4 separate regions of the Homo sapiens genome follow, and all the other regions are linked to region 3. The links are chromatin contacts, found by Hi-C or POLR2A ChIA-PET in ENCODE. All regions are on one chromosome and are shown on one strand. The core of a region is the stretch at or near the end of the contact, and the rest is flanking DNA. Distances in the headings are between cores, read along the strand shown.

Region 1 (3,218 bases), core at 499-2,998, 1.2 Mb after region 3:
TAGTTATAAAAAGAAGAACAATGTACAAGTAGACATTGTGAATGAATACAGCATTCTTACTGAATGAATAGATTCTTACTAAAGCTATAGAGAAGAAAGATCAGGAATTTGGTCGGTGGTGTCACCCTGTCTTCCTAGCTACCAGTCTCCTAAATTGCTTGAGACAGTCCAGGGACCCCTGAAGACTGAGGAAGACTTTCAGCTGCTAAAGAGCCTCTAAGTGCACTAAAGTGCTCAAATCAGAAAAGTAACCCAAGCCCCACCCAGACAGACCCACAGTTGCCGCCCAACTGCCCTGACACACACTATTTACACAGCTCAGTGGGGGAGCAGTATGAACTTTTTCCAAAATTGTTCCTCACAAGCAGGACCAGTCTGAGTCACCCACCCAGGGTGGGAAAGAAAAGTGTGACATTAGCCAGGGGAGTCTTGGGAGACTGGTCTCAGCACCTCTTTTTTCCCATTTCAGACGTGGGCTCCACCTCCTCCAGGAATCACCTCGGTTATGAGTCACAGCTGTGGGTTACAGGGGTCTGCAGAGCCACCAGGAAAGTTGTGGATGGGGAGCGGATGCCCCAGCCTTCTCTCCGGCAGGGGCGGCAGATCCCAGATTCCACAGGCCTCTCCCAACAGCTCCATCTTGCTTCCTGCCAGGAGGAGGGGCCAAGGAGGGCCCCCGAGTCTAGAAAGGCCCCAGTGGGAGGAGGCCGTTTGACAGCAGGTAACGCCAGGTGAAAATGTCCACAGGAGGGAATGAAAGGAAGGGCAGCAGGGCTGAGCGGAAGGAAAAACCGGGCTTGTGGTCACGAATGACTGCATAAAGGTGTGAGAGTGCCAGAGGAGTGAGCATAAGTAAAATGCCCAGGAGGGAGGAGGAGGCGACAGAGAGTGAGGCAAGTGAATAAAAGGGCGGAATACAGGGAGCTCTGGGGAGCGGGGGTGGGCGAGGCGGGTCTCAGGGTGAGGGGCAGAAGTATTAGAAAGGAGGACAACGTGGCTCAAATAAGGATCCCTAGAAGAGAAGGCAAGGGATCCGTGGGAAGGCCCGCTCTCCCTCCCCCGCACAGCCAGATCGAGGAGGCCTAAAAGGCGCTGAGAGCGAGGAAGTCAACGTGGGGGCGAAGCCTGCGCGGGGCAGGGACCCTCGGACATCCCAGCAACTCTCATTTATTGGGTGTCTGCTGTGGGCCACACGCCGCGCGAGGCACTCCACGAATAATACCTCGCCATATCTTCACGACAAGCCCGCAAGGCAGCCTTTTTCATGACTGCTCCCATTTTATAGATGAGGACACTGAGGCCCGGAGAGGCTCAGGACTCGCTCAAGGTCACAGGGCGGAGAAGAGGCCATTCGAACCCTCGGCGCCTGGCTCCGGAACCCACGCGGAAAGCCACGGCCAGCGAGCCGGCCACAGGCAGCCGCGACGCGGGCCGGGGCCCCGGGGATACCTCCCGCGCCCGCTCCCGCGCCAGGCCCTGCGCGCTCACCCGGACGAGGTTGCTGACGGCCGCCTGCACGGCGGCCACGGGCGCGGTGAGGTCAGGAATGGCTTTGCCGTCCACCTCGCCCTCCTCGTGCATTATCACCAGGTGGGAGATCTGCTGTGCCACCGGCTCCAGGATGCTCTCGATCGTGCGCGTATGAAACACTGGCATCGCGGCGGCGAGCGGGGCGGCGAACCGCGGGCGACAGAGAAGTAGGATCCACGGGGCCGGGAACCGGCGAAGAGACAGACTGTGCAGCGACTACGGAGTCGGGGCTTCCCTCGGCGTAACCAGCCTCACGGGCTCCCCGCCCCCTCTCGTCGCCGCGCCCAATGGCAGCGCAGCTCAGACCTGGGCCGCCACTCCTACTGGTCCCTTTTCGAGATGCTCCGCCCCAGCCACCGCGCCGCCAAACCCCGCCCCTCCCCCATTCCTAAGGGAGGGGCCTGGGATTGGGGCTGAGCCGCCGGGATTGCTACCGGATTCCCGAGCCCTAACGCCGGGCGCTCCTTATAAGGGCATGGTGGGAGCGGAGCGGGCCGCTGGAGCCGGCTGGTCCCGCCCCCGGGCCGCCTCCCGCCTCGGATCTGGGGGGCTCCGCCCCTCTGCAGAATCACCTCAGCGGGGCGGGGTCTCCTCACCTCAAGCGGCGCTAGAGTTTGATGAGACCAAGGGGTCTCCCACGTCCCCTCCTCAACTTTTCCCTTCACACGAAACCCTCAAAATACTCCTTCCATTCCCTCCCAGCAATGCATGGGAAGGTTTTTAGTAAAAGATTCAAACAGCAGAGGTGCACTGAGAAACAGCAGCGTCCCATTCACGTAAACGCAGACTCCGCCCCCTGCCCTCCTCAAAGACATTCTGTTTAACAGCTGGGTGTGTAGCCTTCTAGACTTGTCTATAGATTCACTTCTACATATATATTTTCTAACTAAATGAGATTAATAAACATTTTCCTGGAACTAGGTATGATTGCCCTTGATTAAAATGCCCTTATCTTTCACTGCTGGTAGAGGTCTACCTCATTCTTCTTAATGACTGCATGATATTCCATTGCATGAAATAAAACTATTTACAGAACCAATTTCCTACTCATGGACTTGGGTTGGGTCCTGGTTTTCACTATTAAAAAACAATTCTGCATGAATTGTACTTACCCCTGTGCTGTGCATCTGTGTATTTATCTAGCGCAAATGCCTACCAGGAAAGAGAAAAACGCAAAAGTATATGCATTTTATATTTTGATAGGTAAGACCAAATTATCCAGTTCCCTCACGCTTTGTATAAGACATCTTCCAGGCCGGGCGCGATGGCTCACGCCTGTAATCCCAGCACTTTGGGAGGCTGAGGCGGGCGGATCACGAGGTCAGGAGATCTAGGCCATCCTGTCTAACACGGTGAAACCCCGTATCTACTAAAAATACAAAAAAAATAGCCAGGCGTGGTGGCGGGCGCCTGTAGTCCCAGTTACTCATGAGGCTGAGGCAGGACAATGGCGTGAACCCGGGAGGCGGAGCTTGCAGTGAGCGGAGATCGCGCCACTACACTCCATCCTGGGCGACAGAGCAAGACTCTGTCTCAAAAAAAAAAAAAAAAAAAAAAAGACATCTTCCAAACGTCTTACTTACTTCAAATTCGCTTTTGCCCAAGCTTTCCCATTCTGAGGTAAACACTTTCAGTAATGCCTCCAAGCAAAAGATTCTCACATCAAATGAAAATTTTTGTCTAGTCCT
Region 2 (3,121 bases), core at 546-3,045, 1.3 Mb after region 3:
ACAGGCGCGCACCACCACACCCGCCTAATTTTTGTATTTTTAGTAGAGATGGGGTTTCACCATGTTGGTCAGGCTGGTCTTGAACACCTGACCTCGTGAACCACCTACCTCAGCCTCCCAAAGTGCTAGGATTACAGGCGTGAGCCACTGCGCCCGGTCCTAAAATTCATTTTTCAAAACAATCTAGTTTCTCCCCGAGTCAAAGCAAACCTGATTCCCAGACATAGACTGCTCTGAAAATGGGCTTTTTCAATTACTACAAATCGGATATTCCCCTTTATTGTCCACCAGTAAAACTGACCACCCTCTGGTGGCTGAATCCACAGCCATGGCAAGGGTCTGGGCAGTCAACCTGTCAGGCCAATGCCGGGCCTGAGAGTGGAGGAGGGTAGGACTCAGGGACCTCTGAACCTGCTTCGTGAGCCTAAGGGCTTAGCTTGGCCACGGTTCCCTATTAATAGGCTCTGGGTCATGTACAAAACAAGAGAAAGATGACAGAATCTGGGAAGGCTGCTACCACTAGCGACCTAAGGACTCAAAACTTCACACACAAATATGAAGAACCATATATAAAGAAGTGGCTATGGCTGGGAGTGGTGGCTCACACCTATAATCCCAGCACTTTGGGAGGCTGAGGTGGGTAAATCACTTGAGCCCAGGAGTTCAGGACCAGCCTGGGCAACATGGTGAAACTCCACCTCTGCTAAAAGTAGCAAATATTAGCCAGGCGTGGTGGCACACACCTGTAATCCCAGCTACTCGGGAGGCTGAGGTGGGAGGATCACCTGTGCCCAGGAGGCGGAGGTTGAAGTGAGCCGAGATGGTACCACGGCACTCCAGACTGGGTGACAGAGGAAGACCCTGTCTCAAAAAAGAATTTAAAAAAAAGTGGTCATATATAAAAAGCTGCTTTTTCCAGTTTAAAGTTTCCATTTGCAATACATTGGATGAGAATGGGTGAAGGGGCGCCAGCAAGCTGTGGTGGCATAAACTGCTTGACTCACAGTGACTAAAACCTCTGTCTATTTGAAGTGAGCCTTTGCCAGACCCAAAAGGCTCTATTTTCCAAATCACCTGATACCACCTTTGGTCAAGGCACTAGCCATGGCAGCTGCACTAAGCCACAGGCTCCCATAAGCTATTTTTATCTCAAATACTCACTAGGACCCACTGGGTAACCAGTATGCTCAGGGAAAGGTTTGGGGCCCTGAATCCTACCTTCCACCCCAGAGGGATAAAGACCATGAGGACGGTGAGGAAGCATTTTTATTAAATGGTTGATTGAGGCTCCTGTATGCCCTCAGAACAAGGCTTTTCAGTAAAAGCAGGTCAGAGAATTTGACTTCGGCCAGGAGGTCTTAGCAAGAAATCCTGCTCCCTCTTTCTGAATCAGAGTTCATGACCCCAACCAGCTGCACGGAGGAGGATGGCTGCCCTGCTCAGAGAGGCCAGGCCCTTTATGGTCACCACGTGGAGCCGGGAAGGAGAAGAGAAGAAATAGGGTCATGAATTCCCACCCAGCAATCGGACATTTCCCTCCCTGGGCTCAGCAGTCTTGCCCTCAGACCTGGACTTGCCCCCTTCCTCAGCAGCACTTTCAGAACAATCCCTTAGCCCACAGCGTGGCAATAAACAACCGTGCGGTAAACAGAGCTTGTCTTCTTTGAGTCCCCTTGAGCCCAACGTCTTCGTGCTGCCCACCAGGCCACCCCCACGCAGTGTCTCCTACTCCAGCCAGAGCTCGGGGCACCGCCCCATCCCGGGTCGCCTTTCACCGCCAGCCCAGCAGGGGCCGCCAGAGCGATGCAGATGAAGCCAGAACCGCGCCCGGGCCGCGGAAGGAAGACTCCCACGGGCCGCCCTCGGTTCTTGACGCTCAGTCCAAGTGCCCAGTGGGGACAGGCGCTCTCAGGCTCCGGTTTGGAGCTCTCCTTACCCTTCTCAGAGGTGAAGACTGAGCCAGACTCCTTCCGTTTTATTTTTATTTTGTATTTTTTGTAGAGACAAAGTCTCACTTTGTTGCCCAGGCTGGTCTCAAACTCCTGGGCTCAAGCAATCTTCCCGCGTCGGCCTCCCAAAGTGCTGGGATTACAGGCGTGAGCCACCGCACCTGGCCCCGTTTTATTATTTTAAAAAATGTTGGCCGGGCGCAGTGGCTCACGCCTGTAATCCCAGCACTTTGGGAGGCCGAGGCGGGCGGATCACGAGGTCAGAAGATCGAGACCATCCTGGCTAACATGGTGAAACCTCGTATCTACTAAAAAATACAAAGAAAATTAGCCGGGCGTGGTGGCGAGCACCTGTAGTTCCAGCTACTCGGGAGGCTGAGGCAGGAGAATGGCGTGAACCCAGAAGGCGGAGCTTGCAGTGAGCCCAGATCTAGCCACTGCACTCCAGCCTGGGCGACAGAGCAAGACTCTGTCTCAAAAAAAAAAAAAATGTTTATTACTTCCCTTTCAAAGCTCTAGATATAGATAGATACAGATTTTTAATGCCAAAACAAAGTTACTGAAAGTGTGGTATATCTCAAATGTGTATACTTAGCAAGTCAAAGCTGTGACCCCCACACCCAAATAAATAAATAAATGAGTAAAAGAAAGCCAGGCATGGTGGCTCACGCCTATAATCTCAGCACTTGGGGAGGCTGAGGCAGGAGGATCACTTGAGTTCGGGGGTTCGAGACCAACCTGGGCAACAAAATGAGACACCATCTCCACAAAAAATACAAAAATTAGCTGGGCATGGTGGCGCATGCCTGTAGTCTCAGCTACTTGGGAGGCTGAGGTGGGAGGATCACTTCAGCCCAGTAGGTCCAGGCTGCAGTGAGTGGTGATGACCCACTGCACTCCAGCCTGGGTGACAAAGCCAGGCCCTATCTCAAAAAAAGAAAAAATGCCCAAAGCTGTATTTTGTATTTTTTGTAGAGAGAAAGTCTCACTTTGTTGCCTAGGCTGGTCTCGAACTCCTGGGCTTAAGCGATCTTCCTGCGTCCGCCTCCCAAATTGCTGGGATTACAGGCGTGAGCCACCGCGCCTGGCCCCGTTTTATTATTTTATTATTTTTTTTATTTATTATTATTTTTAAAAATGTTGGCCGGGTGTGGTGGCACACACACACACAC
Region 3 (3,246 bases), core at 224-2,723:
AATACCAACCAGAGGCCAGGCACGGGGGCTCACACCTGTAATCCCAGCACTTTGGGAGGCTGAGGCAGGAGGATCACTTAAAGCCAGGAGTTCGAGACCAGCCTGGACAACATAGTAAGACCCCTTCTCTTTAAAAAAAAAATTTTTTTTTTTAAATTAGCTGGGCACAGTGGTGACCGCCTGTGGTCCCAGCTACTTGGGAGGCTGAGGCAAGAGGATTGCTGAGCCTGGGAGCTCGATGCTGCAATAAGCAGTAATCTTGCCACTGCACTTCAGCCTTGCCAGAGACCTTGCCAAAAAAAAAAAAAAGAACACCAACGCCAGGCACAATGGCTCAGGCCTGTAATCCCAGCACTTTGGAAGGACGAGGCAAACAGATCACTTGAGGCCAGGAGTCTGACACCAGCCTGGCCAAAATAGCAAAACCCGTCTCTACAAAAAATACAAAAATTAGTTGGGTGTAGGGGTGCGTGCCTGTAGTCCCAGCTACTCCAGAGTCTGAGGCAGGAGAATCGCTTGAATCAGGAGGTGGAGGTTGCAGTGAGACCAGATTGTGCCACTGCACTCCAGCCTGGGTGACAGAGCGAGACTCAGTCTCAAAAAAAAAAAAAAAAAGGACAGCGTCAGCGTCTTTCACCTCCTCCGGAGTTTGGCGCATGGTAGGGGTTCAATCAGTGTTCTCTGGACAGTGTTTCAACAGAACAACCTTGCAAGGGAGCTTCACCGGCTTTCTCCCCAAGATGTCTTCATTCCAACCTACCAACATAACAGCAGCTGCCACTTATGTATTGTGCTACTGTGTGCGAAGCTGTGGGATCTGGTGCCTTTTATGGTAAGATTGTAGGCCTCATTTTACAGGAAGGAAACTGAGGCTCAGAGAGACTGGCAGGACCAAGATTAGACACTCGTATCCATCTGGCCCCCAAAAGCAGGATTTTAACAGCTAAGAATATGGTCTCAGTTCCACAGGCCCACCCCAGGGCTCCTGAACCCCAATTCGAGGCTGCATGCCCTCAAACCAGTTCCCTCACTCCTTCAGCCTGATGCTTTGGGGCATCTTGTCCAGGAGGCCTTCCCCCTTTAATCTCTATCTCTTGTACTTGTGACTATCTTGTAACTTACACTGGCGCCCTCCATACACAATTCACATATGCCCCCAAGGGGCCTCAGAATAAATGGTGGCGAGGAGAAAAAAGCATTGGCAGGAGGGGAATGGAGGCAGGCACCTGGACTGCGGGCACAGGCGGGAAAATTCAGATCTAGGCGCTTGGCCTGCTCCCCGCAGGGGCGCAGTTCCCGGCGCGGCCACCAGATCGCGCCCGGCTCTCTCGGGCGGGGCTTGCAGTAAGGCTGTGTGGCCGCCAGATGATGCCCGAGACCGCGGCTCCGCGGGTAGTGCCCCGACAAGGTGGAGCCCGGCGGGCCCGCGAGTCCGAGACCTGTCCCAGGAGCTCCAGCTCACGTGACCTGTCACTGCCTCCCGCCGCCTCCTGCCCGCGCCATGACCCAGCCGGTGCCCCGGCTCTCCGTGCCCGCCGCGCTGGCCCTGGGCTCAGCCGCACTGGGCGCCGCCTTCGCCACTGGCCTCTTCCTGGGTGAGCAGGACCTGGTCCCGGCGGGCGGGTGGGCGGGCGCAGAGTAGGGCGCGGCGTGGCTCAGGTTAATCCAACACCCTCTCCCCGTCAGGGAGGCGGTGCCCCCCATGGCGAGGCCGGCGAGAGCAGTGCCTGCTTCCCCCCGAGGACAGCCGCCTGTGGCAGTATCTTCTGAGCCGCTCCATGCGGGAGCACCCGGCGCTGCGAAGCCTGAGGCTGGTCAGCAGGGCGCGGGACGGAAACGGGCGTCCCTCTCGACCCCTGCGGGTCCCACGTGGCTGTGTGACCTTGGGCTGGGCCCTGGCCCTCCCTGGGCTTCCGGCTTCCCTGGGCCGGGTGCGGTGGGCGTTCCGAAGGGCCAGTCCCCCAGGCCACGCCCAGAACCGCGCCCCTGGGGCTTGGGACCCCCAGGGCGAAGGTGGGTGACCTGCATGGCTGGTGCCACCCTCTCCTTTCACGCAGCTGACCCTGGAGCAGCCGCAGGGGGATTCTATGATGACCTGCGAGCAGGCCCAGCTCTTGGCCAACCTGGCGCGGCTCATCCAGGCCAAGAAGGCGCTGGACCTGGGTAGGGGCACGCGGCCGGGATCCCGGAGGGCCGAGGTTTCCGGGCCGACCCCCACTCTGGGCTGAGCCCGTCTGTGTCCTGGTCCCAGGCACCTTCACGGGCTACTCCGCCCTGGCCCTGGCCCTGGCGCTGCCCGCGGACGGGCGCGTGGTGACCTGCGAGGTGGACGCGCAGCCCCCGGAGCTGGGACGGCCCCTGTGGAGGCAGGTGAGCGCCCGCGCCTAGCTCTGCAGCCCCAGGCGGGGGCGCAACGGCTGACCCGCTCCCTCCGCAGGCCGAGGCGGAGCACAAGATCGACCTCCGGCTGAAGCCCGCCTTGGAGACCCTGGGTGAGCACCGAAGCGGGAAGGGCTTTGAAGCCATTCATTGCAAACGAGGCTGCTGTGTGGCCGAGCTGTGACTGGGCCTGCCGGGCAGGTTAAGGGCAGGGCCGGTTGTCACAGAGCCCGGGCCGGCCTGGGAGGGGCCTCAGGGCCGCCGGGGCCGCGGACTCAGCCGCACCTGCCCTCCCTCCCCCCGCAAGACGAGCTGCTGGCGGCGGGCGAGGCCGGCACCTTCGACGTGGCCGTGGTGGATGCGGACAAGGAGAACTGCTCCGCCTACTACGAGCGCTGCCTGCAGCTGCTGCGACCCGGAGGCATCCTCGCCGTCCTCAGAGTAAGGGATCCACTGCGGGGGAGGAGAAAGCACCCTGTCGGGCCGGGTCCCCATCTTTTCCCTTGACTCCTCTTATACCCCAAAGCCCCACCCAGTCCAGTCACGTAGGCTACACCCCCTCCGGGGCTCCGGCCCCGGTACCCAGGCTTTCCTCCGCTTTGGTTCTGTCTCCAGCTCTGGTCACCTCCTGCCCGGGCACCTCCCTCCGAGGCCCCGCCTCCCGCCCAGACACCTCCCTCCGAGACCCCGCCTTCCGTCTGGGCACCTCCCTCCAAGACCCCGCCTCCCGCCCGGGCACCTCCCTCCCAGTCCCCCGCCTTCCGCCCGAGCACCTCCCTCCGAAGCCCCGCCTCCCACGGCCCGGTTGGCCCCGCCCTCCCGCAGGTCCTGTGGCGCGGGAAGGTGCTGCAACCTCCGAAAGGGGAC
Region 4 (2,958 bases), core at 85-2,584, 1.4 Mb after region 3:
GGTGCTTGGATTTAGCCAGGCTCCTCCGAGCACCTCATGCATGTCCCAGCCCCTGGGCCCTAGCCCTTTCCTGCCCTGCAGTCTGCAGTGCCAGCACGCAAATCCCTTCACCACAGGGTTTCGTTTTGCTGGCTTGAAGACAAATGGTCTTAGAATTCATTGAGACCCATAGCTTCATATGGCTGCTCCAGCCCCACTTCTTAGCATTCTTACTCCTCTTCTGGGGCTAATGTCAGCATCTATAGACAATAGACTATTAAAAAATCACCTTTTAAACAAGAAACGGAAGGCATTTGATGCAGAATTTTTGCATGACAACATAGAAATAATTTAAAAATAGTGTTTGTTCTGAATGTTGGTAGACCCTTCATAGCTTTGTTACAATGAAACCTTGAACTGAAAATATTTAATAAAATAACCTTTAAACAGTCCATTGTGTTACTGCTGTTGGAGGTTTACGGCCAGAGGCGTAGATTTTAGCAGCCTGGCTTACCAGGTTGGAGAGAGTACCTCCTCCTACTCCCTTTGGGTACTTTTGAGAATAAAACTTCCTCATGCCTGTAATCCCAGTACTTTGGGAGGCCGACGCGGGCGAATCACGAGGTCAGGAGTTCGAGACCAGCCTGGCTAATATGGTGAAACCCCGTCTCTACTAAAAAATACAAAAAATTTAGCTGGGCATAGTGGCGGGCGCCTGTAATCCCAGCTGCTCGGAAGGCTGAGGCAGGAGAATCGCTTGAACCTGGGAGGGGGAGGTTGCAGTGAGCCGAGGTCGCGCCACTGCACTCCAGCCCAGGCGACAGAGTGAGACTCCGTCTCAAAAAAAAAAAAAAAAAAAAAAAAAAAAAAAAAAAACTTCTCATAAACAGCCTCCAAACAGCGCTCGGTGCTGCGCAGGCGACGCGGGGCGGGGAGGGAGGGTGAGTGCCCTGGGAGCCGGCTGAGGGCCTCGCCCCGCCCCTGGTCCCGCCTCCGGTTAGGCCGCTCCGCCTCTTACTCCTCCCCTCCCCCGAGTGGGCCGGCCCGGCTCCCCCTCCGCGGGGCTGAGTGGATGAGCCCAGGCCTGAGCCCGCCCCTGCTCCGAAGTCGTGGTCCCCGACGCTCGGCCGGCAGTGCCATCGCGCGGAGAGGAGGGGGTGCGCTTCCGCGGGCGGGGCGCGGAGCCCGCCGTCTCGGAGGCCGCGGCTCGGCCCGGCACTGCGGAGGGCCGCTTGATTTCCCGGAACCCAGGTCGCGCGGCTGCTAGGGCCGGAGCCGGTGGATCCGAGCGGGTGCCACCAGCGGCGGCGCGCCGCCTCCCCCGGTGGGAGCGGTGGTTGGGCCAGGCTGCGGCAGAGCGTTCGCTCGGAGATGGCGGAGCAGCCGCGACGCGGCCCGTGGCCCCGAAAGCAGGGAAGCCGGGCAGCCCCGGGACGCGGCGGAGCCCGGGGACAGCGGGGACGCCGCCCAGTCCTCCGGGTGAGCCGCCCCTGAGGAGACCCCCCCGCCCACGGTCGCGCTCAGGCCCCCCCAACAGACTCCCTTGGATGTTGCCACCATCACCACCCGCAGGGTCGTCCCGGGCGGCCCAGCGTGCGCCGCGCCCCGGGTCCTTTCCGCCGGCCTCCCTCAGAACCGCCTCGCTCCCCTCCGGACCGGGCGGGCTCCCTTCTTCCCGCAGGGCTCTCCCAGCCCAGAGGCTGTCTCGATGTCACCCCGGAGTCGCCGCCGCGCGCCTGTGGCCCCTTCCCCTTTGGTGTCCCACATCCGGTGCGCTCTTCGCATCCACCTGTGCCCCCGTCTCCTCTCGGCGGGGCCCCTCCACCCGCCAGCCCCGGGCCCCCTCGGCGCCCGCAGCCTCCGCGCCGCTGCTCCGGCCGTCCCGGCCTCCCCAAGCCCGGGCCCGGCCCCGGCCCCCGTCTGGCTTCGCCGTCCTCAGAGATCTCCCGCACACACCCACCCCGCCCAGCCCTGCTGGCCCTCAGTGTTCACTGGCCCGGCCTGCGGCGCTCCCGGCGCCCCTTCCCTAAACCTTGCTGCTTCTTCCAGGTATGAAGCTAAAATGCAGCGGCTAAGAACGCGGCTCTGGAGCTTGACAGGCCTGACGTCGAATCCCAGCCCTCCCACCAACTGAGCTGTGTGATCCTGGGCAAGGTTCTAAGCTTCTCTGAGTTACTCATATGTGAAATGGGGATAATGGAGCATGTACCTTTTCCCTACCTCTTAGGGCTGGTGTGAAGATTAAATATATGTGAAGCTCTTAGAAGAATGGCTGGCAAGTTGTAATTTCTCAAATACGGGATGATACACCCTGAGTATCAACTTCCCGTCAGTGACCTCCTCACTACAATGTTTTCTCTAAAGTTGCATCACATTCTTAGCATTCACCCCTTCCCGTCACCATTTTGATCCTCTCCCCCAGCTGTCTTCTCGTGTCGTTTTACCTAGGCCAAAGCTGAACTGTTTTATTTTTATTTTTATTTTTATTTTTTTTTGAGCTGGAGTCTAGCTCTGTCACCCAGGCTGGAGTACAGTGGCACAATCTCAGCTCACTGCAATTTCCGCCTCCCACGTTCAAGTGATTCTCCTGCCTCAGCCTCCTGAGTAGCTGGGACTACAGGCGCCCACCACCATGCCCATCTAATTTTTGTATTTTTAGTAGAGACGGGGCTTCACCATGTTGGCCAGGCTGGTCTCGAACTCCTGACCTCAAGTGATCACCCGCTTCGGCCTTTCACAGTGCTGGAATTACAGGCGTGAGGCACCACGCCTGTCCTGAACTGTTTTTAAATCATCTCTGTCAATTCTGAAGGACCTCAGCTCTGCCTTATCACCCCTGAGATGTGTGTTTGGGGGTGGGTGGTAGAGAGGGATTGCCAGCCTTACAAGGAGGCTGAGTGGGGATAGTGACAATAAAGCTTACAGAAGCAGTCGATTTAAGAAAAAGAACAGACTCAGGAGGCTGAGGCCGGAGGATTG

What was found. Hi-C counts contacts between places; a loop is a spot of excess contacts on that map. ChIA-PET counts read pairs that join two places held with the same protein, here RNA polymerase II (POLR2A). Pooled maps may share reads with other maps.
Region 1: a loop to region 3 is called in a map of naive thymus-derived CD4-positive, alpha-beta T cell, with 6 times the contacts of the local background. The contact joins the promoter of VCL here to the promoter of COMTD1 in region 3. A Hi-C loop is called at or near these places in 2 of 168 maps with a recorded cell type or tissue (both naive thymus-derived CD4-positive, alpha-beta T cell), 2 of 37 single-sample maps with no recorded cell type and 14 of 50 pooled maps. POLR2A ChIA-PET finds 5 or more read pairs at or near these places in 1 of 52 experiments (activated CD4-positive, alpha-beta T cell).
Region 2: a pooled map shows a loop between it and region 3 (5-fold over the local background). The contact joins the enhancer-like site here to the promoter of COMTD1 in region 3. A Hi-C loop is called at or near these places in 2 of 37 single-sample maps with no recorded cell type and 4 of 50 pooled maps. POLR2A ChIA-PET finds 5 or more read pairs at or near these places in 1 of 52 experiments (naive thymus-derived CD4-positive, alpha-beta T cell).
Region 4: a pooled map shows a loop between it and region 3 (35-fold over the local background). The contact joins the promoter of NDST2 here to the promoter of COMTD1 in region 3. A Hi-C loop is called at or near these places in 1 of 37 single-sample maps with no recorded cell type and 9 of 50 pooled maps. POLR2A ChIA-PET finds 5 or more read pairs at or near these places in 1 of 52 experiments (AG04450).

What each region holds. Positions count from the first base shown.
Region 1 is chr10:73,996,646-73,999,863 of GRCh38, reverse strand. It overlaps VCL (vinculin), which reads right to left and starts at 1,748. Exons shown (of 22, transcript NM_014000.3): 1 at 1,489-1,748. The coding sequence starts at 1,656. RefSeq lists enhancers at 796-1,447, 1,520-1,719 and silencers at 1,400-1,449, 1,780-2,139.
Region 2 is chr10:73,939,449-73,942,569 of GRCh38, reverse strand. No RefSeq gene overlaps it. Among named protein-coding and RNA genes, the nearest start is that of C10orf55, 18 kb to the right of the region's middle. RefSeq lists an enhancer at 1,706-1,865. Within about 2 kb of position 1,795, at least 22 of the 41 ENCODE cell types and tissues checked have a DNase peak (open chromatin) inside an H3K27ac peak, as active enhancers do.
Region 3 is chr10:75,234,184-75,237,429 of GRCh38, reverse strand. COMTD1 (catechol-O-methyltransferase domain containing 1) reads left to right here and starts at 1,473. Exons shown (of 7, transcript NM_144589.4): 1 at 1,473-1,595; 2 at 1,687-1,814; 3 at 2,058-2,163; 4 at 2,252-2,370; 5 at 2,438-2,492; 6 at 2,687-2,820; 7 at 3,205-3,246. The coding sequence starts at 1,502. RefSeq lists silencers at 1,225-1,519, 1,555-1,694, 1,855-1,934, 2,065-2,354, 2,515-2,744 and 1 more.
Region 4 is chr10:73,809,974-73,812,931 of GRCh38, reverse strand. It overlaps NDST2 (N-deacetylase and N-sulfotransferase 2), which reads left to right and starts at 1,334. Exons shown (of 15, transcript NM_003635.4): 1 at 1,334-1,458; 2 at 2,029-2,133. CAMK2G (calcium/calmodulin dependent protein kinase II gamma) reads left to right here. Exons shown (of 23, transcript NM_001367534.1): 23 at 1-431. NDST2-ZSWIM8-AS1 (NDST2-ZSWIM8-AS1 readthrough) reads left to right here and starts at 1,112. Exons shown (of 18, transcript NR_182658.1): 1 at 1,112-1,458; 2 at 2,029-2,133. RefSeq lists silencers at 820-1,529, 1,830-1,899.